Regions from separate parts of the Mus musculus genome. Here regions 1, 3, 4 and 5 are each linked to region 2. Evidence: chromatin loops called from intact Hi-C (ENCODE). Cell type or tissue: gastrocnemius. All regions are shown on one strand.

Region 1 (5,000 bases), 250 kb before region 2:
TGGTCTCCCTGCAGGCCTTGATCCTTTCTGTGCTAGTCTGCAGGCACTCACAGTCACGTGCTCATAGTCTTGGCCCAGTTCATGGGAGGCTGCCACAACTTCACGCTCCTGTATCCACTGTTCCAGGTCATCCAGCTCTCTGCGGAGCTGGCACAGCCGGAGGTGCTCCTGCAGGCGCTCGCGCCGCTCTCCTGCCAGCTCCTTCAGGCTGGCGTACAGCTTGTCCACCTGGGCTTGGCGTATTGTTAGTCTTGTGCTGCAGAGGTAGAGAGAATGGCTTGCTCTGTGTCACCTAACTGCTCTGTCTGCTAACTGCTTGCCAAGTCCCTGCTTCTCCCAACTTTCTATTCTGTATGGCCATAGTTCAGAAGATGTCACAACCCCTACTTTCCCAGAGCCAGCCCTCCTCTCCTCCAGGGTCAAGGCTCATGATACTCACACACTCACCTCTCTGGATGTTCATGGTCAATCATATCTTGACTGCTGGCTGCTAGTTGTTTGATGGTCTGGGCATAGTCAGCAAGGGCTTGTTCCAATACCTGATGCTTCTTCACTTCTGCCTGGGCGCTCAGCTCATCCTGGGAGAGGGGAAATTGAATATCAGGCAGCAGGGGCTTGGGGGTAGAAGAACTGGCCGCACAAACCAGCCATTGCTCTGACTCTCACCTTGGCCTTTTCCTGGCCCATCATGTGTAACTCCTGCTCACCCATCCAAGCCTCGGCCTCTGCAGCATCACGATAGAATTGCTGGGCTCGAAGAGCTTCCTCCAGCCGCTTGCCCCGAAGCTCCAGCTCATGGCTCAGGCGTTTCCACATTTCTTGGAGCTCAGCCAGCTCTGGACCTGCTGCTGCTGTTCCCAGAGTGCGCTGCCTCTCTTTGAGGTCTGCAATCCGGGGCTCATGGCCCTGGATCTCCTTCTGCAGGGTCTGTCCAGAGCAACAGAAGACACACTGAAAGGCTTGCAAAAGGAACTGCAAGCCTGTGTCCCCTTGGACCTACCTGCTCCACCTTGAGCCCTCCAGCCCTCCCTACATTCTTCTCTTTTCTGAATCCTCTCAAAGACTCTTTGTCAAGACTCCGGAGGGGGACGGTTGGGTGGGTGGGGACGGTTGGGTGGGTGGGGGACAATGTGATACCCCTTCAATCCTCATTCTTTCCTATCAACAGAGGCCACTCTCCCGAGTGTGGGGAAGAAAAATCAAGTCTAGGGCTACAAGCAACAAGATAATGCCACAGACACCCTATCATAGGGAAAAACAAAGGAGCCGGACATGGCAGCATACATGCACCATTAATCCCAGCAGATAAAAGTGGATCTCTTTGAGTTCAAAGCCAGCCAAAGATACATAGTAAGGCCTTATCTCCAATCAACAGCACTCACCCTCTACCTCCCATCACCACAAAACAAGGGAAAAAACAAAGGTCTGAGTGAGAAGATGCTCTTGGGAACTTTGTTTTCACCCTTGCCCTTGGCCTCACCTGGTTTTTCTTCATGAGAAGCTGGACACTGGGCAAGTCCTTGCCATGTTCCAGAGAGCTGGCCATGGGAAGCCGCTCAGTCACCCACAACTGGAGAGAAAAAAAAAGGTTAATAGAGCCGCAGAGAGGAGCTGTCTACAGCTACAACTGTGTGTGTAAAGGGAGCTATCTCATTCGAGGCCAGGGAGCCTTGCAGGACATCCATGAACATCCCAGTGCCCAGGAAGTGGGCCCGAGAGCCACACGGCTGGGAGCAGCTTGCCGTTCCATGCCCGTGACTCACTATCTCATCCTCCACATCCCGGTGGAACTGGTGCTGCTCCCGGGAGGCGTGCAGGCGCCGGCAGCGTTCTTTCATGGGTTGACACAAGGCCCTGAACTTCTCCTCCACAGCCCTTGAGGTCCTTTCTACCTCCCCTGCACTCTGGTCTTCCTGGGCCAGGGCCTGGGCCTGGGCCTGTATCGCCTCTACCTCCTTCTCTCTCACAGCCATCTCTCGTTCCAGCATCTGCAAACGTGAGGAGATAAGAGAGATCAGTGCACATTTCTACTTCAACTCCTAAGACATAAGCCTGTATCAAACCAGCCATGATTTCTGATTCCTGGGGCCTCCCCACGGGAAAAACAGCCTCTTACGGTCTGGGTAGTTCACACACAATTTTTTTTCTTTATAAAAATGCCAGGACTATGTGACAACTGTGCATATTATGAACTCATTGTCTCTCAGTCACAAATCCACTTTAGCCTTCTTTGAGATGCTCACCTAGACCCCCCCGCCCCCGCCCCCCATAAGCATTTTTCCCAAGCTGGTACAATTGGCAGCCTTGTCAGAAGAGGGCGCTAGAGGAAAAAGCACAAAACACTGGAGCAGGCATGCTTAGCTTTTTGCTTGGGCTTTTTTTTTTTCAGAGTACAGGGATCTAGTGCCTCTTTCCCCTCCAGGGAAAGGAATCCTGCTATTCCAGGATTCTTAGGGTCAGGGAATCAACAAATACAATCTATTTACTAAATTAAGTATATTGACGCATTCCTCGTAGTATTGGGCATTCATTCATTTATTTATAATAAAGACAAAGTTGAATTGCTGTGACAAAGATCATATAACCTACAAAATGTAAAGTATTGTTTAGCTCTGCTGAATTTTTTAAATATGTATTTTATTAATTTGTGGGTGTATATGGATTTCTCTCCTACCATGCAGGTTCTAGAGACTAAACTCAAATAGTCAGGTTTGGTGATAAACATTTTTACACACAGAGCTGTTGGTGGTCCTATTGTCTCTTTACAGAGAAAAGGTTTTCTGACACCAACTGTAAAATTCTTTTTAGACTTGATCTGGCTTAAGTTGTAATTTGTTTCCTCCAAAACTTATGCTGAAATCTGGACCTCAAAGTAAAGTGTTGACAAGCAGTAGAGGGCCTTTACAAGATGAGTGGACCATTAAAGGGATTTATATAGTTCCCACGAGACTGGATTAGTTACAAGAACAGGTTGTAAAGTGACGCTGCCTCTTGGGTTTTGTCTCTTTCACATGAGCTAATTTCCATTTTGTTCTTCTGTCATCTTACAACACATCAGAAACCGAGCAGATACTGGTACTACACCCTTGTTCCTCCAAAACTGCAAGCCAAAATAAACTTTTTAAAAAAATAAATCACCCAGTCTCTGGAATTGTATTGTAGCAACAGAAACAGATTGAGATAACACCTTTAGTAATAACACCTTTTACTAATGAGTACTTTTGTTAAGCTAACGTTTCCTTGTCCATGTTATTAGTGTGGCCTGTCTCCTGACTTCCCTAACTGATACACAGCCCTAATAGACTGTGACGGAGTCTTTAATTATGATCACTGTCAGAAATGCTATGAGACATTTACCAGGCCTCCTGAATTTCAAAAGCTAGGCACCCTCTTCCACAGGTTGTCTGACTGTTCATCTCCCCAAAGGCCCCTTGCATACCTGTTGCTTCTTCAGCAGAATGTTGACACTGGTGAGGTCTTTGCCATAGTCATCTGAGTGCAGCTGGGCCTGCAGGCTCTCCAGCCAGCTCTCCAGGGCAGAACAGCTTTGAGCAAATAGCTCTGCCCGGTTGGCATCAAAAAGACTGCGGGCCTTGGCTTGGGTAGTGGTCTCCAGTTCATCCCAGCGCCGGTGCAGGTCCTCCAGCTTCTCTGACACTACGACTTTGAGTTCTGGCTTTTCAAGAGTCAGCTCCCGCCCTTCCTAGGTGACAAGACAAAAGATGTGTAAGTGTCAAAATCAGACTCCACTGAATGTTGCAGGCTGATCACAGGCCAGGGATCTGAGCAATAGAGAGCTGAAATGTTCCAGGTAATTCTAACGTCCTGTGTGAGGCAGGCTCATTAATAGTCTCTCCCCAGAGGTTTTGAAAGCCTTCCACACTGCTCTTTACTGTTGACCACGCTCCACTCCCTTTTCAAGATCAATCTAACTCGACCCTCCCTTACTTAGGAAGCCACTGCAAGCTGGGCCTGGTGGCTCATGCCTGAAATTTCGCACTTGGGAAACTGAAACGGGAAGCTATAAGTTTAACGTCAGCCTGGTCTACACAGCAAGATCCTGTCTAAATAAAAAAACCTTTAAAGCCATTTGGAATCTTCTACTATTATGTTGCACACAGACTTTAATTATGTGCTGTCATTTTATGTTTCTTAACTCATGTCTCCTCCCTTGCACTAAAGCACATCTCACATGGTCTTCCCAGCTTCAGCCTCTCAGCTTGAAGACATGTTTCTATGGGAGTACAGGAAGCATGAGTGGTGAGTCAGAAGCACTCACTCCCAACCAGTGGCAGACAGGGGTGACGGATGGATACGCAGCCACTCTGTGCTCTGGGTGGGGTAGCACTGCGTCAGGTTCTGACGTCTCTCAGAGTGCCCCAGTAGCTCTGCGCTCCAGCAGCCTGCTGCAAACTCTGGCATGAGGGAACTCGCATCTCCTCTCCCACTCCGTGGGACTAGGGATCGAACCTGGGCCTCACACAAGCCAAGGACATGCTTTACTCTAACGAATCCTGTCTGGACTACTCTCTCTTCTGTCTCATCTTCTCGCTCCCCTCCATGGCGTTTTGGGGATCACCTCTCCTGAAGTTGGGCTGCTCCAAAATTCTGGTTCCGGAGTCTGCTTCTGAGGCCATGAACTCAAATGCTTTGTTCAGGCCTTTATTTTATTTGACTGTTGGATGAAGAGGATCAAAGGCTGGTTTGTCTGGTGCTGCTTCAAAGCCTTTAGCACGCTCCCAGCATAGTGATTCATGCTTTTTCTGATCTTGCCCAGGACACTCGTCCTACCTTTGCCTTGCCATACTCTGTCATACAGGAGCCTTCTGTGCTCCAGGCAGGCTGATGTCCTCCTTGCTCCCAGTCCTCCTCACACTTCTGGTTTTCTGCTTATCATCACTCTTTCCCTGGAACCTACTCCTTCTGCTTGCTCACATTCTCTTTTCCTTCCACGGATGGCCCCAGTGCATCCCTTCATCTCTGCTTAGTGCCCAGGCTTT
Region 2 (5,000 bases):
TTAATTCACACAATGACCTGAGTTCTTTTTGTTGTTGTTGTTCTTGTTGTTGTTGTTTTGCTTGTTTGTTTTGTTTTTTTGAGATAGGGTTTTTTGTGTGTAACAACCCTATCCTGGACTTGTAGACCCAACTGACCTCAAACCCACAGAGATCTTCTTGCCCTTGCCTCGAGTGCTGGAGCTCAAGGTGTTTGGTGGTGGCCTGCCTGGCTCTAGCTTGAGTTCTTTGTCACTCTTACACTGAGGGAACCAAAGAGAGAAGAAGGATGCAACCCAAGGTCACAGAGCTTTAAGCAATGAAACTGCAGTCTACCTAGAAGACAGTGGTCCCTGGAGCCTGAGCTTTTAACCATGTGCTTTGCTAGAATATTGAGGGCAAAGCTAAGGCTGGAGAAATTTAGTTCTCCTGACCCTGGCACTGTCCTGTTTTCTCTCTCTCTCTCTCTCTCTCTCTCTCTCTCTCTCTCTCTCTCTCTCTCTCTCTCTCTCTCTCACACACACACACACACACACACACACACACACACTCTCACACACAGAACCTGCCAGGCTGAGGATGTAGCAGAGTTGGCACAGTGCTTGCCTAGCGTGCACAAGCATCAGTGTTCCATCCCCAGCACTGTCTACACAAGGCATGGTGACCCATACTTGTAATCCAAGAATTCAGGAGGTGGAGGAGGGCAGAGATCAGGAATTCGAGATCATCCTCTGCCACATAGCGAGGCCCATCTGGGCAACATAAGACCCTGTCTAAGACAAAAGTCTGGCACTGAGATAATATTTACTATAGGTCATTTTTTTCTTTGTGTCTCTGTATGGTGTGTGAAGGGATTATGTGTGTGTGTGTACACTCGCACACATGTGTGTAATCTAGAAGTTGACACTAAGTGTCTTCCTCTGTCATTCTCTACCTTTAATTTTTTTCCTCTTAGTTTTTGAGAGAGGAACTAGCTGTGTAGACCAGGCTGGCCGAAACTCACAGAAATTCCCCTGGCATGAGCACTGAATGAGCCACCTTGCCTGGCCTCACCTTTTTACATTTTCAAATTACATTTATTTGTGTGTGTGTGTGTGTGTGTGTGTGTGTGTGTGTGTGTGTATTGTGTGTTCTTGAGAGCCACAGCGCATGTGTGGTGGAGAGAGGAAAGCCTGTGGCAGCCAGTTCTCTCCACCAGGTGAATCCCAAGGATCAAACTCAGGTTGTCAGGCTTGTCAGCAAGTGCCTGTACCCACTCGACCACTCCTTCCCCTTAGTTTTTGAGACAGTGTGTCCCACTGGGTCAGGAGTTCACCAATGCAGCTCAGACAGGGACTGCAAGTCCCAGAGAGTTTCCTGTCTCTCCCAGGTCTGGGATGACAGATGCATATCCACCTTTCCACAGGGGTACCAGGGAACCCAACCCAGATCCTGTGCAGCAAGCACTTTATGAGTGAGCCGTCCCCCCAGCCCCTGCAGGTCACGATTTTGGATGTGTGCCGCTGACCTCCAGAGCACTTTTCACCTTGTAAAACTGAAGGTCTGGAGCCATGAAAACAAGTACCGTCCACTGTCCAGCCCCTGCCTTACCCGATTTCACCCTGGTAGTTACGGTTTTGACTGTTGTAGAATGAAGCTATTCTGTTCTCTGTCCTGTTGTAGAAGTAATCTTTGCTTAATGTCAATGAGATGAGTGGTACGGCCAGCCAAGGCCAAGGCCAGAGGAGGCCGGCAAGGTCTCCAGGGTGGTGTGGTCAGAGAAGGCTGTCTGGAGGGAGGAGGGAAGACAATAGGAACCAGCCTAGCATTCAGAAGGATCCCGAGCTGGAAGCCAGCCTGCGCTGTATAGTCCCACAGGGTGAGAAGTCAATGGAGAGAATGACTCAGAGATATTTGGCCTCTGTGGCCTGCCCTTTGGTTTATGACAGCCACCTCAGCAGCACTGACCTTTGTCTACAGGTGATCTCCCATCATATGAGTGAAGGCACCAGGCCATCTCACAAAGCTAGTGGCTTACCGACCAGTGCTAGCTTCTAGGATCATGGGGACCAGCCTGCGTAGCCAGTCCTTTAGAGAACCCCGGCCCTCCTATGGGAGGCTCCATGAGTCCCAGGGGAGGTCTCTGGATGGCCGACTCCACAGAGCACTGAGCCTCAGACTGGGCCGTGAGAAGTCCAGGTCGCAGGTCCCCGATGGCACGGAAGGGCTGGAGGTCTCTGTCCAGGAGCGGCTGCCAGGGACCCTGGGAGACAAAGAACAGCTGATCCAAGGCCAGAGAGGAGGAGGCAGCCGGCGGTGGCTGAGACAGTACCAGCAGGTGTGGCTTCAAACTGAATTATCACTTTCATGGGGAAGGGTGGGGACTCCGGGCAGCAAAGGGTTAAGAGCACAGCTGACCTGAGGAAAGCCAAGCAAAATACCCAGGAATTGAATGCATTTGACTAAAAGCAGTTGTGATTCCCCTCACCCCTGTGGGCACTGGGGATTCACTGAAGGTTGGAGGAGGGTGGGCAAATGGGGTCTGGGTGGAATATGGTCAGAGCTGTTTCTGTTTTGAGATGGGGTCTCGATAAGTAGCCCAGAGTGGCCTGGAACTCTTGATCCTACTCAGTGTTCTGAGTGCTGGGAGTGCAGGCATATATTACCACACAAGGCTCTGAGAGCTGTATTAAGATGATTAATGTAATACTATGTTGCAAGGGTGACTAGAGCAGGAGGCAGGCAGATTGGCCAATGCAACTTCTGGCAAATTACCGTCTGTACCTCTCACACAGGATGAAGAGTAGATTTGCCCCACCCCTCCTGGCCCTTCGTCCCAGGGGGAAGGGTCTCCCCTCCCCCCAGGAGTTTAGCTTCTCTTTCATGGCTCTACCCCCACCTGGTGGCTGTGAGTGGAACACCACTTGAAGCCACTGCTATGATGTTTCTCCTACTTTGGTCTTCCAGCATGTGAAAAGAAGGTGGAGGAGTTTTGTCGCCAGCTTCCCCAGTGTGACCCTGAGTCAACCAGCCTCCCCAGAGACCTTGTTGGACACCAACAACTAAAGCTGCTGTGACTGTCCCTCACTCCACCGGCTCTGCTCCTGTGTCTTTTCATCTGCCCCTGCATGGCTTTTCTGGACTCTGAACTGCTCCAGCTTTTGAACTTTGTCTTGTGACCCAAGGAGGCCTCTGCCACCAGATCATTCAAAGCCCCCATGTGGCTGCTCTTCTTGGTTCTGGCACCTATCTCTTAGCAAAGATCTCCATAGGCCTGAAGAGGAAATACCTGGCTCTCTACCTTTTGGGTTTAAAGACTCCCTGGACTGGCATTTATGAAGGTCTTAGGGACCTACACAGAAATGAGAGTAGCAACTGTGACCCCTTGGCCCCACAAAGACCAGCCACCCACTTCCAGGTCAGAGTTCAGTGAAGCCAAAGAAAGGCTGAGAACTTCCTGAATATCACCTGCTCCCAGGGCCAAGCTCCACATGGCTTTCTGGGCAGCTGCCAGTGACTGGCCAAGGCTTGGGCCTCCCTCATAGACTGTGAGCCTTCACAGGCTAGGACCATGTCTGGACTGTCCTGGGGGGGTTGCTATATGCCTGAGAAGCCCAAACATGCATATGGCTGCCTTTGGACTTCATGATATCCCGATGAAGAAAGCAGGGAAGTCTTCTCTCCCTGTGTGACAGAGGGAAACTGAGGTCAGGAGTGGAGAAGAGACCTTCCTCCTACACATACACACTGCCTAACACTGGGGTTGAACCCATTAATAAAGCCACTGACCTGAAGGAAAGTCTTTGTCTAGTGACTAATGCACAGGCTCTGGGCCTCTCCCAGGTTCAGAGTCCACGGCCTCACTCCGAAGGGCAATGCAGTGATGGGCTCCTTGTTTTCTCAGAGCTCAGAAACCTGGTAGGGCTACTAAAGGCACACAAGAGGTCCTGGTCCTGGTGGCCATTGGGAACTTGTGTGTGTGTGGGGGGGGGGGGTGTGGGTGTGGGTGTGTGTATGTGTGTGTGTGTGTATGGGTGTGTGTGTGTGTGTATGGGTGTGTGTATGTGTGTGTATATGTGTGTGTATGTGTGTGTGTGTGTGTGTGTGTGTATATGTATATGTGCATGACACAGTGCACATGTGGAGGTCAGAGGGCAACTTCCATAGTTGGTTCACTCTTCCCTATGCGACCCAGGTGGATCTCAGGTTATCAAGGGCACACAGCAAGTGATTTCCCCACTGAGCAATCTTGCCAGCTCTATCTGTTTATTTTAAGGTAAGGTCTTGTAGTCAAGGCTAGCCTCAAACTCATCATAAAGCCAAAGCTGGCCTTGTACTCCTGATCCCCCATCCTTTAACTCCCAGATGCTGGGATTACAGGGTTGTGTCAGTACGCCTGACTCTTGACCTTCTGGCATGGCTTCCAGAGCTGTGAGTGAGCTTCTCAAGTTTCTGATTTGGGGTCACTTGTGCCAGAGGACATGGGAATCTCATGTGTTTGGGGGATTTTAGCTGGAGCAGAGACCACTGCCTTTCAGTAGGGCTGTGACATTATCAGTCTGAGTCACACATCCACAAGGCTGTCTCTCCTTGCACTTGCTGTGAATGTCCTTTTCAGACCATGCTGGCTGCATTGTAGGCGTTCAGGAAGTACGTATGGCCATGGTGTGATTGAGAAGCACAATCTGCCTCCAAAGGCCTCAGACCGCAATGCCCAGGCACTGCATGCATTTGCTGCAAAGGACTCCTTTCCCTGCTCCCCGCTGCCTCCCACATCCCTGTTGTATACCCAGCCCATCTTTCCACTTCCATTGGTTTTATTATTAGATCTAAATACACTGTAGCTGTCTTCAGATGCACCAGAAGAGGGTGTCAGATCTCATTACGGATGGTTGTGAGCCATCATGCGGTTGCTGGGATTTGAACTCAGGATCTTCAGAAGAGCAGTCAGTGCTCTTACCCCCTGAACCATCTCTCCAGCCCCCTTCCTTTACAGGACAGCCAGGCTCTGTAACAGCTGCCTAGCCCCTCCTGCACTTGGAGC
Region 3 (5,000 bases), 350 kb before region 2:
GCTGCAAAGATCACCCCAGTGCAGATGTTAACCTGGGGCTTTTCTTTGCCCTTTTGCTCTCTCTAACAACAGGGCATCTCTACGCCTGCCCTAGCCCGTTTAGCTCCTGAATCAATGACACAGAGACAAGCTGCAGGTAGCATGCTGGGCAGATGCTCGTCTACTGAAGCCCTCTACAGCTGCCTACTTCCCAGCGGTATCTGAGTCTTGCTCTGGCTGGCTCTGATCCATGTGTGTCCTCACGGTGACTCCTGGCAAATCCTCCTGATCCCTCCCTTCCTTTCCTTTTTTCTTCTCTGCTTCTTTCTTTTTGCTTGGGCCCCCCTGACTGGGACTGGAAGTCTCCTCTTATTCTCTTCTGCCCATTTTTTTTTTTTTTTTTTTTTTTTTTGAGATAGGGTTTCTTTGTATAGCCCTGGCTGTCTTGGAACTCACTCTGTAGACCAGGTGGAACTCAAACTCAGAAATCCACCTGCCTCTGCCTTCCAAGTGCTGGAATTAAAGGCATGCACCACCACTGCCTGGCACTTCTGCCCATCTTTAGGCAGAATCAGCTCTTTATTAAGCAATCAAAGGTAATGGAAAAGAAGTTTTATACATCACTGAGACAGGAGATGCTCCAAATATCATGACAATGTCTACGTCTAGATTGCAAAGAGACCTCTGGGCACAGCAATCAGCATCTGAATACAGAGCGCACCCCCGCCCCCATCACAGCTGGGCCTCTTGGTAGGAGTGGGCAGGACATGAGGCCCTCACTTGAGCATTCGGCTACCCTTCCAACCAGTTGTTTGCAATTCTATCCTAATTGCACATGGGTTCATAGTCTCTGGGTAGGGCTAGAGCAGTGGTTCTCAGCCTGTGGGTTGAGACTCATTTGGGGATCAAACGACCTTTTCACAGGGTTTGCGTGTCCCAAAATCCTGCATATCAGATATTTACATTATGATTCATAATAGTAGCAAAATTACAGCTATAAAGGAGTAACAAAAATAATTTTATGGCTAGGGTTCACCACAACACGAGGAACTGTATTAAAGGGTTGTAGCCTTAGGAAGGTTGGGAACCACTGGTTTGAGGATATGGTTTTGGAAGGACTAGGGACAGAGCTCCACTTACTTATACAGTCATACCTGTTGGCTTACATACAAATCCTCTGGCTCCTCCCAGGGACCTAGCAATAAGGACCTAGCAATACACTGCTTGCCATTGCTTGCTGTGCACTAGCCAGATGCAGCAGCAGCCATGTACAAAAAGGATAGCTTGCTACTCCAGCCCCCCGACTCTCTACCCCCTTCTCATTCTCTTTTCTCTCTCTGTTTCACATGTTCCCAGCTGGCCTCTCTTTCTTTCTGTCCTTTTCAGTCCCTGCTTTCTCTGCCCACATGGCTCTGTCTACATTTACCCCTTCTCCGGGTCCTCACTCCCCTCCCCTCCCAAACAACCCTCCCTTCTGCCAGGTCTGTCACCTGCCTCAGGGGACACCTCGGTGTCGGCCTGCCAGCTAACTCCTTGCACCTGCTGCTGCTGCATTATATTTCTTTTTTTTTAAAATATTTATTTATTTATTATATGTAAATACACTGTAGCTGTCTTCAGACACTCCAGAAGAGGGCATCAGATTTCGTTATGGATGGTTGTGAGCCACCACGTGGTTGCTGGGATTTGAACTCAGGACCTTAGGAACCTTAGTCGGCACTCTTAACCGCTGAGCCATCTCACCAGCCCTGCATTATATTTCATAACAGTTAAGATGCCTCATGCATGCTGGTGCAGCGCTTCCAGCCTCCAGGGCGGCTGCTCTAAGGTGCTCCTAATTTAGCTTCTCACCCATGACTCTGAAGAAAGCCTGATAAGCTCTGATTCTGCAGTGAACTTTGGTGGGATAGGGTCTTGCTTGGCTGTTGGGACCCTAGGAGCAGGGTAGATATTGAGACAGACATGACTTGCATCACCCCCCCAGGAAAGGAATTTTAGCCAAACATGTGCACACACGAACACACATACACAAAAGAGAAATGAAAAAAAAAAAAAAAACCAAACCAACCAAAAAACAAATTATAGCTAGATATCTTGTAAAGTGCAAAGTGAATTTAGAATTTTTGATATAACATAGAATGATTAAATCAAGCTATTAACCTATATGTCAACTCAAATGTTTGATGTTTGAGGGGATGAGGATATTCGAGACGTATTCTTCCTTGGTCTGTGGAGATGTACAGCACTTATTAGCTGTACTAGACCTCAAAGGGGAAAAATCTAGACGCTTAACCTTCATAATCTTCTAAAGAAATTTCGACACTTAACCCTCGTCTGACGCTTAAAGCTTCATGACCTTTGACTTTCATCTCCCCACAGCTCCCCCACCCCTGCTCTGCCCCATGCTCTGCCCCTCCACCCCTAATCTGGTAGCTAGCCGTCAGTCTACTCAGACTCTGTGAGTTCGTTGCTTTAGATCAAGCGTGTGAGATAGTCGAGGATTTGCCTTTCTGTGCCCAGCTTACCTCACTCAATGTTTTCCCGTTAAGTGACTGCTGGCTAGTATGCATTTATTTTGAGGATCCTTCCTCTTCCTTGCCACTTCTAAATTTCCCATAATTCGTACTCTTTCTTTTTTTTTTCAATTTTTTATTAGGTATTTTCTTCATTACATTTCAAATGCTATCCCGAAAGTCCCCTATACCCTCACCCACCCTGCTCCCCTACCCACCCACTCCCACTTCTTGGCCCTGGCATTCCCCTGTACTGGGGCAAATAAAGTTTGCAAGACCAAGGGGCCTGCCTCTCTTCCCAATGATGGCCGACTAGGCCATCTTCTGCTACATATGCAGCTAGAGACACGAGCTCTGGGGGTATTGGTTAGTTCATATTGTTGTTCCACATATAGCGTACTCTTTCTCTTAGTTGAACTTTTTCTCCTTCAGGTGGAGCGAGAGGAAGCTGGGAGTCCACTGCTGCTATGACTCCTCACTGGCACAAGGTGACACTGTTGAGGTTGAATCCTGCACCATCCAGTGTTAGAAGCCCTGAAACTCCTTGAAGGCCTGGAGATTAAGATTCGAAGCTCCCACTCCGAATATGCAGACCCCTGCAACTTCCCCATGTCGGAAACTTGACTGTATAGTTTGTAGTAGTGGGGAACTGTGTTCATGCTTTCCCCCAAAAAAGAATCAGAAAAAAAAAAAATTAACAATTTGAGATATGGTGGTACACAGTTTTAACCCCAGCAGGGGTGTCTCTGTGAGCTCAAGGTTAGCATAAGCGACATAAGGAGTTTCAGAGCAGCCAGGACTACACAGAGAGAACCTGTCTGAAAAAAGGAGGAGATGGAGAAGAGTTTGTGGCTGTACTGGCTAGTTTTGTGTCAACTTGACACAGCTGGAGTTATTACAGAGAAAGGAGCTTCAGTTGAGGAAATGCCTCCATGAGATCCAACTGTATTAGTGATCAAGGGGGAAAGACCCCTTGTGTGTGGGACCATCTCTGGGCTGGTAGTCTTGGGTTCTATAAGAGAACAGGCTGAGCAAGCCAGGGGAAGCAAGCCAGTAAAGAACATCCCTCCATGGCCTCTGCATCAGCTCCTGCTTCCTGACCTGCTTGAGTTCCAGTCCTGACTTCCTTGGTGATGAACAGCAGTATGGAAGTGTAAGCCGAATAAACCTTTTCCTCCCCAACTTGCTTCTTGGTCATGATGTTTGTGCAGGAATAGAAGCCCTGACTAAGACAGTGGCCATCCTGGGCTACGGAGCTAGTTCAGGCTGAGTCGGAGCTGCAGGCAACTTTGTCTCGGAAACAAAGACTCATGGATTCGCTTTAAGGGAGGATTAGATTTAACGGAGGGTCAGCTGTGAAAAGCACGTTGCAGTTGCAGTTGGCAAAGCATGGGCAAACACTGACTTGATTAGTACTAGACCCACCAAACCGGAGCAGCACTAAGCAATGGATCCTGAATATATAAAGAGCCCTGAGAAACTGAGAAAATAAAAGCCAAAACCTGGGGGAAGGGGGCTGCAGAGATGGCTTGGTGGTTAAGAACACTTGCTGCTCTTGAAAAGGACCGTGGTTTAGTTCTCAGCTCCCACATGGCAGCTCACAACCATCTAAAACTCCAGTTCCAGAGTAGTCAATACCCCTTTCTGGCACCATCCAAACACCTATACACATAAAACAATTTAAAAATTTTTAAAGGTTAAAGAAATCAAAACCTTGAGTAAGAATAAACATACCATGAAAAAGAACAAACTAGAATGAATATAGACCAACATGGATTTATCCTTTTAGAGAATGCTCTTAAGTTTCTATATGAGAAAGTGTTACAGAGTTTGTGACCCCTGAGAAAAGACCATAGACCCAATCCAATTATAATTAACAGGTTTACTGATTCGCTGCCACTAGGATAACCAATCTCTGAGTCAAATTTGAGATTGCCATGAAGGAATGGTTTGGGACTTCAATATCTATGCAAGCAAGCAAAAATTGTTCTGTTCTACCAGGTTAAATGATTAAAGCAACTCAAAACAATATTTGGGTATCTGTGCAAGTTACAGAAAAAAAAAGCAGTTAGTCATATCATTATAAGTAGATAGTCACGGCTGTACATTTCTGGGTATGTGGGAGGAGTCACTCAGTCAGGGTTACTGGGAACTTAACTTCCAGGGATTGTGACAAATGGCTGGTGAGACAGAGACAAATGGCTGGTAGGTACCAAAATGAATGTCTAGCATAAAATAGAGCTTCTTTAGTCATTAACACTAAATCTAAAAAGATGAAATTGGGCAATTTGAAGCTAAAAATAACGAAACTCCAAAGCTGTGATGGATCTAGAATGTCATGGGCAATTCAGTGAAGTGTGCTCAAGGCTCAGGACTCATGGCTCAGGGCTTGGGCTCAGGGCATGTCCTCCTATGGCATTTTTTTTTAAAACAGGGTTTTACCTTATAGCTACAGTTGAACTTGGAATTCACTATCTATCTCAGGCAAGCTTCTTGGCAACCCTCCTG
Region 4 (5,000 bases), 91 kb before region 2:
GATGCCCCAGTGTAGGGGAACTGAGGGTGGGGAGGTGGGAGTGGGTGTGTGGGTGGAGGAGCACCCTCACAGAAGCAGGGGGAGGAGGATGTGATAGAGTGTTCCTGAGAGGGAGGGAAACCAGGAAAGGGGATAACATTTGAAATGTAAATAAAGAAAATATCCAATAAAAAAGAAAATTATAACATTATATCGAAATAAAATAAAATAAATTGGAGGATTATAAAACAAACAAACAAACAAACGGGAGAATAGACTGCTGTGACTGCCACTGAGGACGTGTAAATAACTCCTCTCCAGCCACAGTGAATGAGCCACAGTGAAGCGATGGGCGTCTAGCACACCTGTTTCTACCTTGTTACTCAAGGCAGCTCTTGGGAAACTTTTCACCTCATCCTGCTCCAGTTTTCTCCAACACTGGATCTATGAACTCAGCATTCCTCCTTCCAGACAGAAAACCATAGAGCTGAAATGGTGCCTACAACAAAATGCCAAATGAGGCAGGGCAAAGGTCCTAACATCACAGGCGTGAGGTCTGTCGCACTGCCCATGTGGGTTCTACAGTGAGGGGTGGGGGAGGCAAGCTCCCAGTGTCAGCAGGTCACTCTACAGGGTCCTCTCCCAAGCTCCCAGTGTCAGCAGATCACTCTACAGGGTCCTCTCCCAAGCTCCCAGTGTCAGCAGATCACTCTACAGGGTCCTCTCCCAAGCTCCCAGTGTCAGCAGGTCACTCTACAGGGTCCTCTCCTTCAGAGGCGCTTTTACAGTTGCTTTAGGATGAACTGACAGCAGCCAAATATGAGCACAATATCCATGCTTCCCTCAGAGTGGGAGCTCTGAACTAATAGGCATTAAGTCCCCACTGTGGAACTGAGCTGTGACTTTCATCAGAAACATAGTGTGACAGGTATTTAAACACTGAAAATACCCAAAATAGAAAACCTACAATTAAAAAACAACAAAAACAAACCTCCTGACCTCCATCAACTCAGGGTCTCCCTCAACACCCTGCACTGAACAGCAGACAGCAACAGTGCCAGTGGTCACATGTTCCAGATATGTCAGAGAAGTTTCAATTTTCCCAATAAATCATCAAATGTCCCTAGAAATTCTGCTTCTTCAGACCTGAACTATATCTTGCAGGCTGCCTCCTGTAACCAGAAGCAGCCAGCATAGAATTCCATGGTCAGGCCTGTTTGAGCCCAGATACTATGGCTACTATACTGCTGAAGAAATGTGCTCCCTGATAGAGCAGCCTGGCTGGGGAACAGGGCAGGAAGCCCTGTAAGTGCCGCAGTCAAGTGGCAGGCCCTAGAATGTTCCTTCTAGAACATGCGCGGCTTTGATCTTAACTATAGCTGCTTTTACAGAGTAGGTAGTAGAGGGATCACAAGGCAACATCCTGCCTCAGGCACTGGTAGCCAGCTGTCTCAAGTCAACTACCTGTGCTGACTCAAGTGTTCTGGAAAGCAGCCAGCTGTGCAGTAAGAAGGAAGAACAACTCAGAAATAGGCCCTAGTATCTACCAAACTAACCAACAAAACCTATTTCCCTCTTCCTAGCACCTGGCCTTCCCATGCTCCATTCCCACTACCCAGAAATCTCAGCCTCAGTCTGTCCTCTCCCTGGTGCTTTGGTATCAGCTACTGTAGCCTAATGACATGTCCTTTCATCTGTCCCTTTTGGCCGACAGATCCTGGGGCCCCTGTGGTCGTGTTTAGTTTACCATGAAACATCCTAGAGAGAGCAGTACATCCACCAGAGGACGGTGGCCAGGGAGGAACGCTCGGCCGAGATAGGGAGGAACGCTCGGCCAAGATTTTCTGGTTCACCCAGCCTGCAATTGCCTGCAGTGGCCCAGGATGACTGGTGTGAGGGAGGCTGGGAAGAAGGAAACAGGCTTTGTTGGTTAGTTGGATGTAGGGGTGTCACAAGGTAACAAGAGAGGACAAGAGAAGACCACAACAGGGACCCCCAGCCTGAATGTACAGCTTCAGCAAAACACTAGAACATTATGGCAGCTTGAGCTCCAAGGGCTCTACGTGGCCCTGGGTGGAGCTGGACCACTTATAATCATCAATGGCTGTATATGGTCCCACAGTGCTCAGCAAGCCTCCATTCAAATGCTACAGGAAGGGGAAGCCTGAGTATCTGCTGCTGCTACATAGAGCTTCTATGTGTGCAAAGAGACTCAGAGATAGGAGGCAAGAGGGTAGGTATCTCAATAGCCTGGAGAATAGTAGGAAGAGGATAAGGGACAGGTCACAGGGACTGCTGATATGGAGATGGCTGCTTTGTCCCTATGCCAGGCCAACAGTGCCCTCTGGTGCAAGAAGCCATCACTGTTAACCTGCTGCCCACACCCCATCCAAACAGGAAAGGACACTTGCCCTGATTTCTCCATATCCTTTGGGAATCTGAAATGAAATGCTTTCCTAGACACCCATATCCCCAGGTGGCTCTGACAGTCCTATTTGGGCAGCTATGGTCCCTTGAGCCACTCCATTCTCACCCACCGAGTTCCCATTGAGAGGCTCTCCCTGGAATGAATCTACATCCTCAGCAAGGTACACTTGACGTCACAACAACTGGCTGATCCATCTGTCTCTTCTTACTGGGCACGATGAATACGTCAGGCACAGTAACTTTAGCCTATTTGTTCCTCTACTATCTCTGTAACACTCTACATAATACTTGGCACCAAATTAAATATATGCCTGGGGAAGGCAATAAAGAATGAATGCATGGTGAATGAATGAATGAGTACTCCAGGTCACACAGTGAGAAGAACCGTGTGAGGCTGTTAAAATTCATTCAGAAATATTGTGGAGCATTTAGCAAAGATTAATAAGGTACAGTTCCTTTTGGGAACAGTACACCCAAACGAATAGTGTATAAAGTGTCCTCTCCACAAAGCTTAGAACCCAGTGTGCTGCTGGCAGGACACAAGAAAGGGCAAAAGAGCAGGGCAGTAGAGAACACCTGGCAGACTGAATGTTTGCTTCTGCCCCAAATTTACATGTTGAAACCCTGACCTTGGACTTCCCAGGCTCCAGACTACAAGAAAACACGTGTGTTGTTTATAAGCTCCCTGCTCTGTGGCATTTGTTAAGGTAGCCCAAATGGACTCAGACACAAGCTAAAGGTGGGAACTAAAAAAGTCAAGTTTCAGAGCTGAGTGTGGTGGTGTTGAGAAACACTAAAGTCTCAATCCTAAACAAGACTGGGCCATGTCTTTGGTAAGGCAAAGCAGACAGCAGATACTGGCAGATGGTCCAGGAAGTTTCCAGAGTCATGTTGGCCTGCTCTCCATCCATACACTCCTCTTTCATGGTTTAAGATGGTAAAAGGCCTTGGCTGGATAAGAGCAGGACTCTCAGAAGCTTTGAGGGACTCTGGGATCTGGTAAGTCCAAGACACATAGCCTAAATTGAGTCTCTTCAAAAAGATACGTTAAAGTCCTACAGCTCTGATTATAACCTTATCTACAAATGGAGTCTTTACCAAGCAGCTCGGATAGATACTGGATGGCATTTATAACCCAATATATGCCTGGTGTTCTTGTAACATGGAGAAACATGGACAGTGACAGATAGACAGATGGAAAATAATATGAAGATGCAGCCAGCCATGAGACTATAATGATAGGTCTACAAGTCTAGGAAGCCAAGCATCGATTGCAAACATAAGAAACTGGAAGAGGTCAGAAAGGACTCAAGGCCTTAACGGATAGGGCCTTATTTGATGCCCTCCAAAATCTTGGGTGTTTTAAGCTTGTCAGAGTTGGTCTTCTGTTGTGATGACCCTGAGAATCAAGCAATCAGAGTTCTCACAGGTGGCCAGAACTCTGTAGACCCTATTATGGGGCTAGGAATACATCCAAATGTACAATAGAACTCTTCTCTCCTCTGCTCATCCTGCTGCAGGTTGCAGCTGCAGCTGGGGTTTCAGAGCATGTAGCTATTTAGGACTGGCTCAGCCGGGGAAGGTGAGTGGGAGGCAGCAGAAAGACAAGTGAACAGTGATGCTGTGGCACACGGGGCTGCTGGGAAAGCTGGGCTGAGCCAGGAGGAAGGCCTCTGGGGTCAAAGACTTCAGAGTCAAGCCATGGAAGACAAGAGAAGGGGAGGAGAAAAATGGAATGAGGAGAGAACATCAGAGGAGGAAGGCCAGGTAGAGGTAGGGGGCAGCAAGAGTAAATCTAGTCAGCGTCACAAAGGAGCCCAGGGCAGAAACCTGGGCTCTGTCTAAGCCAAGAGTTTGCATGCTGGCAGAGGGAGTGGGCTGTGCCACAACCTCAGAGGATGCTATGGAGGAACCTCACAGCACAAGAGGAGGTGTGCTGCTATTGGCAGGAACCATACTACAGGGTTTGGGGAAGGAAAGAGTGAAAGTGGTTAGTAAGTCAGGAAAATGTTCTAATGCCTGTGAGACACCTGCTAAGAGGGAATAAGAACCCCACACAGGTTGGGAGCAGGGAGGAGAGAGGCAGGGAGTGGACAGGAAACAAAAGGCAAAAGGACAGCACCTGTTAGAAGGGAGGCAGAGGCAGGAGGACAGCACCTGTTAGAAGGGAGGCAGAGGCAGGAGGACAGCACCTGTTAGATGGGAGGCAGAGGCAGGAGGACAGCACCTGTTAGATGGGAGGCAGAGGCAGGAGGACAGCACCTGTTAGAAGGGAGGCAGAGGCAGGAGGACAGCACCTGTTAGATGGGAGGCAGAGGCAGGAGGACAGCACCTGTTAGATGGGAGGCAGTGGCAGGAGGGAGGGCAAACTCTGGGTTCCAATAAATCAAAGATCACAGAAGCAGGGGAGGTAGAAGCTGGGAGCTCCCTGAGGAACCCAGAGAGCTTGTGTTAACTGCCAGTTTCAAGATGGGATGGACAACTCGATAGAAAACTCAGCCAGAGCTAGATGGGGGAGTTGTCCCCAGTAAGACAACATGGAAACACCCATGGACGTGTGGGCAGGTCAGCGCAGAGAGAAGACACAACACAAA
Region 5 (5,000 bases), 360 kb before region 2:
CCCAGGAGAGGTTACCGGAAAGGCCATGACAGAGGAAATCCAAAGGAGAAAATCTGGTCTAAGTCTTACCCATCCTGCCTAGAGGGATGAAGCCCATGGTTTCCGGTTAGGAAGACAAAACGGAAGGAGGAAACCAGGCCACTCCTTGACAAGATGACTGCCTAGAAAGCTGGATAGGACCCTAGGGATATGGGCTCCTTGAGAGACACAGGATCCTTTTTGTTTGGTTTCGGACCCCTGGACCAGGGACTGAGGTGCATATGTTTCATATCAAGGCAGACCTGGCCTCCAGCTTCTCCCAGCACCCCTCAGTCCCTACCCTGGCATACCCAGAAGCTCTTCCAGACACAATCCAGGCATTTTGGTCTCCTCACTCTCCCTTTTCTCTTCTTTTCTTCTCTCTCTGTGTGGGCCCTTTCTCCCCTTCTCTCCCTCATCTCCTCTTCCCATGGTGATTTCCGTGGCCTAATCACTGGGGCCAGTGAACTCGCCAGAGAGCAGCTTCCCAATAAACCAGCAGTTAATATCATCTTATCTGCCTTGATCTGGCTCAGTTTACCACCGGGGAAATAAGGTATCACTGTGTACTTTATCTCCTTAGTATCAAGGTGCCGTGACGGGAGAAGGCCCAGGCCTGACGGAGACAGATGACAAGGCTGGGGCCTACCTTCCCTTGATTCATAAGTCCGGTTATAGGTGGTCATGAAGTCCTTGAAGAGTGGAGCCATCTTCACAGAGAAGTCCTAGGAAGGCGGAAGGATGTTCACTTACAAGTCCAGCCAGACCCCAGTGAGCTGACTGAGCTCTACCCTGGAGGACCAAGACAGGGAAGTCACTATGGGAAGAGGAAGTGAGGGGGAAGAGAGAGAAGGGGCGTGCAGAGAAAGAGAAGAGAAGGGAAAGAGGATTAAGGGGCCTTTGTCTCTCCTCGACACAGGGTCTTCACCTGGGGCAGGGGATCCTTGTCCAACAATGGAAGGAATGAGCTGAAAGTCGCATTTCTAAACTCTGGATAGGGTCGGAACAGAGAAGTAATTAAGGCTGGATTCTGACTCAAGTATGGTCTGGGCTCTCCCAGTCTCCTTGAGCAATCCCAGCACCTGTGACCTTGGCATTCACTGGGCTACAGTCCCTCCTCAGCAGCAAGTGTTCTTTTAGCTCTTCCAGGACTTCAAAACTGCAGAGCTGGAGGCATAGAAAGAAGACGGTCTTGGGACAGTTTGAAACAAGGTCCTGGCAAGAGCAGCTAGAAGTTCCTCAAAGGAGAGCCACATGGAAGGCAGTCATAACTTGGTGAAAGAGGGAGGCCAGCAGCAGACACCCAGCACCCCAACACCCACCCTTTCAGAGCATCTTGGTCTCTAACTTGGTATCTCAGGAGTAACCAATGCCTCGACAGGACCCACCATTCCAATTGTTTGCCAGCTAGGGCCAACAATAGCTGACCTCTTCACTCACCACTGTTTTCTTCGTCTCAGGCAGTGGGCACACCAGGGGATCATTGCAAGGTGGCTCCTCTAGTGTGGCTTCCAGGGAGAACAGAGAGCCCTGGCCGGCCTGGATGGAGAAGAAGTTGGGGCTGGCCCAGCCATCCCCTCCCCCTTTACTCCTCTTAGGAGACCATTGCCCATCTGTGCCTCCCTACCGGATACAGGTCTAAACAGGTCCTTCCCTCCCCTGTCCTGGCCATCATCCCAAATTTAAGCCAAACTCCACCTTGCACCATTCCTGGGCCCAGGCCCCGCGCCCGCTCCCCGCGCGTCCTCACCCGGCGGACGCGTCCGCGCACCGCTCCTAGCACGGCCCTTGTCCCCGCAGCACGGCCGTAATTGTACATGTCCAGCGCGAAGCGGGCGGGGGCCAGCAGCTCCTGGGACGACAAGTTCCAGGCCTGCTCGTCATCTGCCCAGGGCTTGGCGGGGACGGGGCTCAGGGCCACAGTCGAGAGCAGTGTCAGCAGCCACAGAAGCTGCAGTAGGGGCGCCATAGCGAGGTCGAAGCTGCTCGCCCGGATTCACTGACCCACAAACACACGGATCAAGAGACCCGAGGCGGAGCCTGCTGTCAGAGGCCACAGAGAGTTTCCCTACAACGTTGGAGAACGCCGGGGCGGCCAATGGGCACCGATTCCTGGCGCTTGCGCGCTCGCTTATTTACGCGAGGCACGTGGACCACGGGGTGCGGGATGCGGGGGGGGGTGGGTGGGGGGGTGGAGAGGGTGGAGTGAGGGGAGAGGACACTAGGTTGACAATAAAATAAGAATCTACGCCCTTTTCTATCTTACGCAGGAAAAGCCAGATCCTTTTAACCATGGCAGACCTGTGAGGTCAGTGCAGTCCCATTGCGTAGATAAAGAAAAAGAAGCTTACAGATGACTCTGATAAGAGGTGAACCCAAACAATTGGTTCCTCAGCCTGCCTTCACGGTGTGATCTCACCTTTGAGGCACCTATTGTCATTCACCAGACGGTCAGTAATATTATGGGTTGTGGGACCAGAGGATGTAGGTAGTTCAGTGGCTAGTGTTTGCCTAGCTCTCACAAATGCCCTGTGTACCATCCCCGAGCACGGAATAAACCTAGCCTGGTGAGGCACTCAGGAAGAGACAGAAAGTTCTGAAGTTCAAGGTCATTCTTGGATACCTAAGAGAATTTGAGCGTAGGCTACATGAGTCTGGCTGTTGTGAGGCTTAAAAGACATCTATATAATCAACAAAGCTGTGCAAAGGGTGGATCGTACCGTAAATCACTTAAAAGCACTGTGTTCCAGGACTGCCAAGGGACAGCGTCACAACTGAAAACAGAGGGTGGGAAAAAAATCTCCAAAGTGTAAAAATGTATGAGGGAATAACAAATTGAATCATAAACCAAGATGCATTCTCGTAAGCCTCTGCACACTTGGAGAGGGACCGGAAAGGAGGGTTTTTTATTATTGAAAGGGAAATGTCCATAAACTGCTTGGATACAAAAATCCATTGGTTTTGTATCGGAGAGGCAAAAATTATCCTCAGCTCATTGAAGGAGCTGTCGTATGTTATCTAAAGCGGTTAAAATCAGCCTTGTCACAGAAATCTTGTGTGTACGTGAGGAGTGTGCAGGGTATGTATATATGAAGGAGTTTTTTGAAGTCTTTAAGACAGTTCCCTTGGTTTGTTTGTCTTCAAAACAGGGCCTATGTAGACTGCTACATCCACTCCAGTAGTGACATGCATGACAGGCCAAAAGCCTGGATCTTGCCCAGGGCCTGCTTCTTTTGTACCACCCCGAGATTGGAGTTTCTGCCTTGTCCTGCTTCCCTATTACAACCTAAAGATTGAGGCTTGTTTCCTTGTCCTTGGCCAATGTCAGATTCCTGCCTAGCAGTACCCTATAGGTCTCTCCACAATGTATCCCATAAAGAATGCATCTACTGGGGCTGGAGAGATGGCTCGGGGGTTAAGAGCACGGACTGCTCTTCCAAAGGTCCTGAGTTCGATTCCCAGCAACCACGTGGTGGCTCACAACCATCTGAAATGAGATCTGGCTCCCTCTTCCGGAGTGTCTGAAGACGGCTACAGTGTACTTAATATAAATAAATAAATAAATAAATAAATAAATCTTAAAAAAAAAAAGAATCGTGCTTATCACTTTAAAAAAAAAGAATGCATCTACTGTATTTATAAACAGCACTTCTATGGGAGAGAAGTTTACGTGACTAGATCACGTTTGCTCTTTTGAGTTTCCTCCTACTTCAACACAGATAATTGAATAGTGTGCTGTAGGCATTTTTATAGAATGTGCATGGCATATTGTAAAGAATTGTTCTCAGTGTCCTCAGCTTCTACCTGTTCCACCCATTGGTGTTAATTCTTGAGGACTTTTACTTAATCAATTATTGCAAATAGATACTCATTTTTGATTTTAGAAAAATGAAATATGCACATTGTGACTATTGATACACTTTTAGTCTTTCTAATTACAACTGCTTTAACAAGAAAAGCAACTAAAAGTATAGTCAGTCATTGCCTATGTTGATTTTTTTTTTTATGCTTGGTGTTCCAAATCAAATTAAAATAGATATTGGAACTGGCTATTACAGCCAAGCATTTGAGATGTTTTGTCAACAATTTAATGTTACCCATGTTACTCATATTTTTTTATAACTCTTAAGGAAAAGATACTGCGGAGCTTTAAATATATATCTTCAAAAATTTTTTTAAATTTGGATGCCTAAAATCTCTCTGAGTGTCTATGGCACTCTACAACCAGGCATACTCATGAAATGAAAGGATCCACATACTGGCACATGACATGATACTGTTCAGGTATTTAATATGGGGAAGAGGGCATTTTTGTGTTTTCTCCACAGAATGCTGCAGCAGGAGCATGCTAGCTGCCAGAGTGATTGGTGAGACAAGCTGATGCTGGGACAAAGACTGATGCTGACCTGTGAGCTGGCTGAGTGCCCTGACAGTGGAGACAGGCAGACTGTTTTGGACTTGAGTTCCTGATCTCAGATTGGACAAACTGCCTTGCTTCAAACTTTTAGCTTGTGGGACTGAGAACATGGAGACTGGAAACCGCCTTCAAAAACGTAATCAAAAAGAAGTTATGACGAGTCTTCTCTTTCCTTTAATGTGACCAGTTATGCCTACTTAGTCATGCACTGTGCCGATAATCAACCCAGCATTAGAAATTGTTATTTCTTCATTTGGAAGGCTGATTCTGGTCATTTTAGAGACATATTTGAAAGTTAGCTACAATTCTCTATGACGCTATGTTAGCAGTAGATTGAGACAGGATATAGCAAATTTTAAGGCTAGGTTAGCAGATATTTCAGATATTAGCAGAAGTCATTTGGACACTTGGAACATTGATGAATTGGCCAGAGATTTAAAGAATCACCTAAGTGCATTGAATCCTGTGGATTGGGTTCAGTATATAATCCTGCTTGCTATTATTATTGGCATTACCTTATTAGTAATTGTTGTGTTTTCACTCATCTTTAGAAGTTCTTCTGAGA

What was found. A loop is a pair of places that touch in the nucleus more often than their neighbours do. Peaks named below come from ENCODE experiments on the same cell type or tissue, not always from the same donor. Only the 100,000 strongest peaks of a DNase experiment are listed, where the experiment ranks them.
Region 1: it touches region 2 in a loop (6-fold over the local background); 24 of 42 quality-filtered maps call a loop at or near these places.
Region 3: a loop joins it to region 2, with 2.3 times the contacts of the local background. A loop is called at or near these places in 4 of 42 quality-filtered maps.
Region 4: it touches region 2 in a loop (2.5-fold over the local background); 6 of 42 quality-filtered maps call a loop at or near these places.
Region 5: it touches region 2 in a loop (2.5-fold over the local background); 4 of 42 quality-filtered maps call a loop at or near these places.

The regions. Positions count from the first base shown.
Region 1 is chr19:4,741,036-4,746,035 of GRCm38, reverse strand. Sptbn2 (spectrin beta, non-erythrocytic 2) reads right to left here. Exons shown (of 37, transcript NM_021287.2): 20 at 3,440-3,703; 21 at 1,764-1,988; 22 at 1,481-1,570; 23 at 667-927; 24 at 448-578; 25 at 52-256. It overlaps Gm21992 (predicted gene 21992), which reads left to right. Exons shown (of 3, transcript NR_157185.1): 3 at 1,169-3,123. Among named protein-coding and RNA genes, the nearest start is that of Rbm4b, 13 kb to the left of the region's middle. In gastrocnemius, a CTCF peak has its summit at 2,317 (motif pointing right); DNase peaks (open chromatin) are centred at 189, 825 and 2,310.
Region 2 is chr19:4,495,538-4,500,537 of GRCm38, reverse strand. It overlaps 2010003K11Rik (RIKEN cDNA 2010003K11 gene), which reads left to right and starts at 1,955. Exons shown (of 2, transcript NM_027237.2): 1 at 1,955-2,294; 2 at 2,924-3,750. The coding sequence starts at 2,019. The coding sequence ends at 3,022. In gastrocnemius, a CTCF peak has its summit at 2,861 (motif pointing left); DNase peaks (open chromatin) are centred at 2,237, 2,855 and 3,452; H3K27ac peaks cover 610 bases.
Region 3 is chr19:4,845,669-4,850,668 of GRCm38, reverse strand. No RefSeq gene overlaps it. Among named protein-coding and RNA genes, the nearest start is that of Ctsf, 7.0 kb to the left of the region's middle. In gastrocnemius, a CTCF peak has its summit at 2,983; no DNase peak of the experiment used is centred here.
Region 4 is chr19:4,586,621-4,591,620 of GRCm38, reverse strand. It overlaps a transcript of Pcx not described here. Among named protein-coding and RNA genes, the nearest start is that of Pcx, 5.2 kb to the left of the region's middle. In gastrocnemius, a CTCF peak has its summit at 2,324 (motif pointing left); a DNase peak (open chromatin) is centred at 2,315; H3K27ac peaks cover 163 bases.
Region 5 is chr19:4,852,255-4,857,254 of GRCm38, reverse strand. Ctsf (cathepsin F) reads right to left here and starts at 2,090. Exons shown (of 14, transcript NM_019861.2): 1 at 1,769-2,090; 2 at 1,459-1,557; 3 at 1,101-1,185; 4 at 947-1,008; 5 at 668-743. The coding sequence starts at 1,987. In gastrocnemius, a CTCF peak has its summit at 1,971; a DNase peak (open chromatin) is centred at 2,102; H3K4me3 peaks cover 2,021 bases; H3K27ac peaks cover 2,129 bases.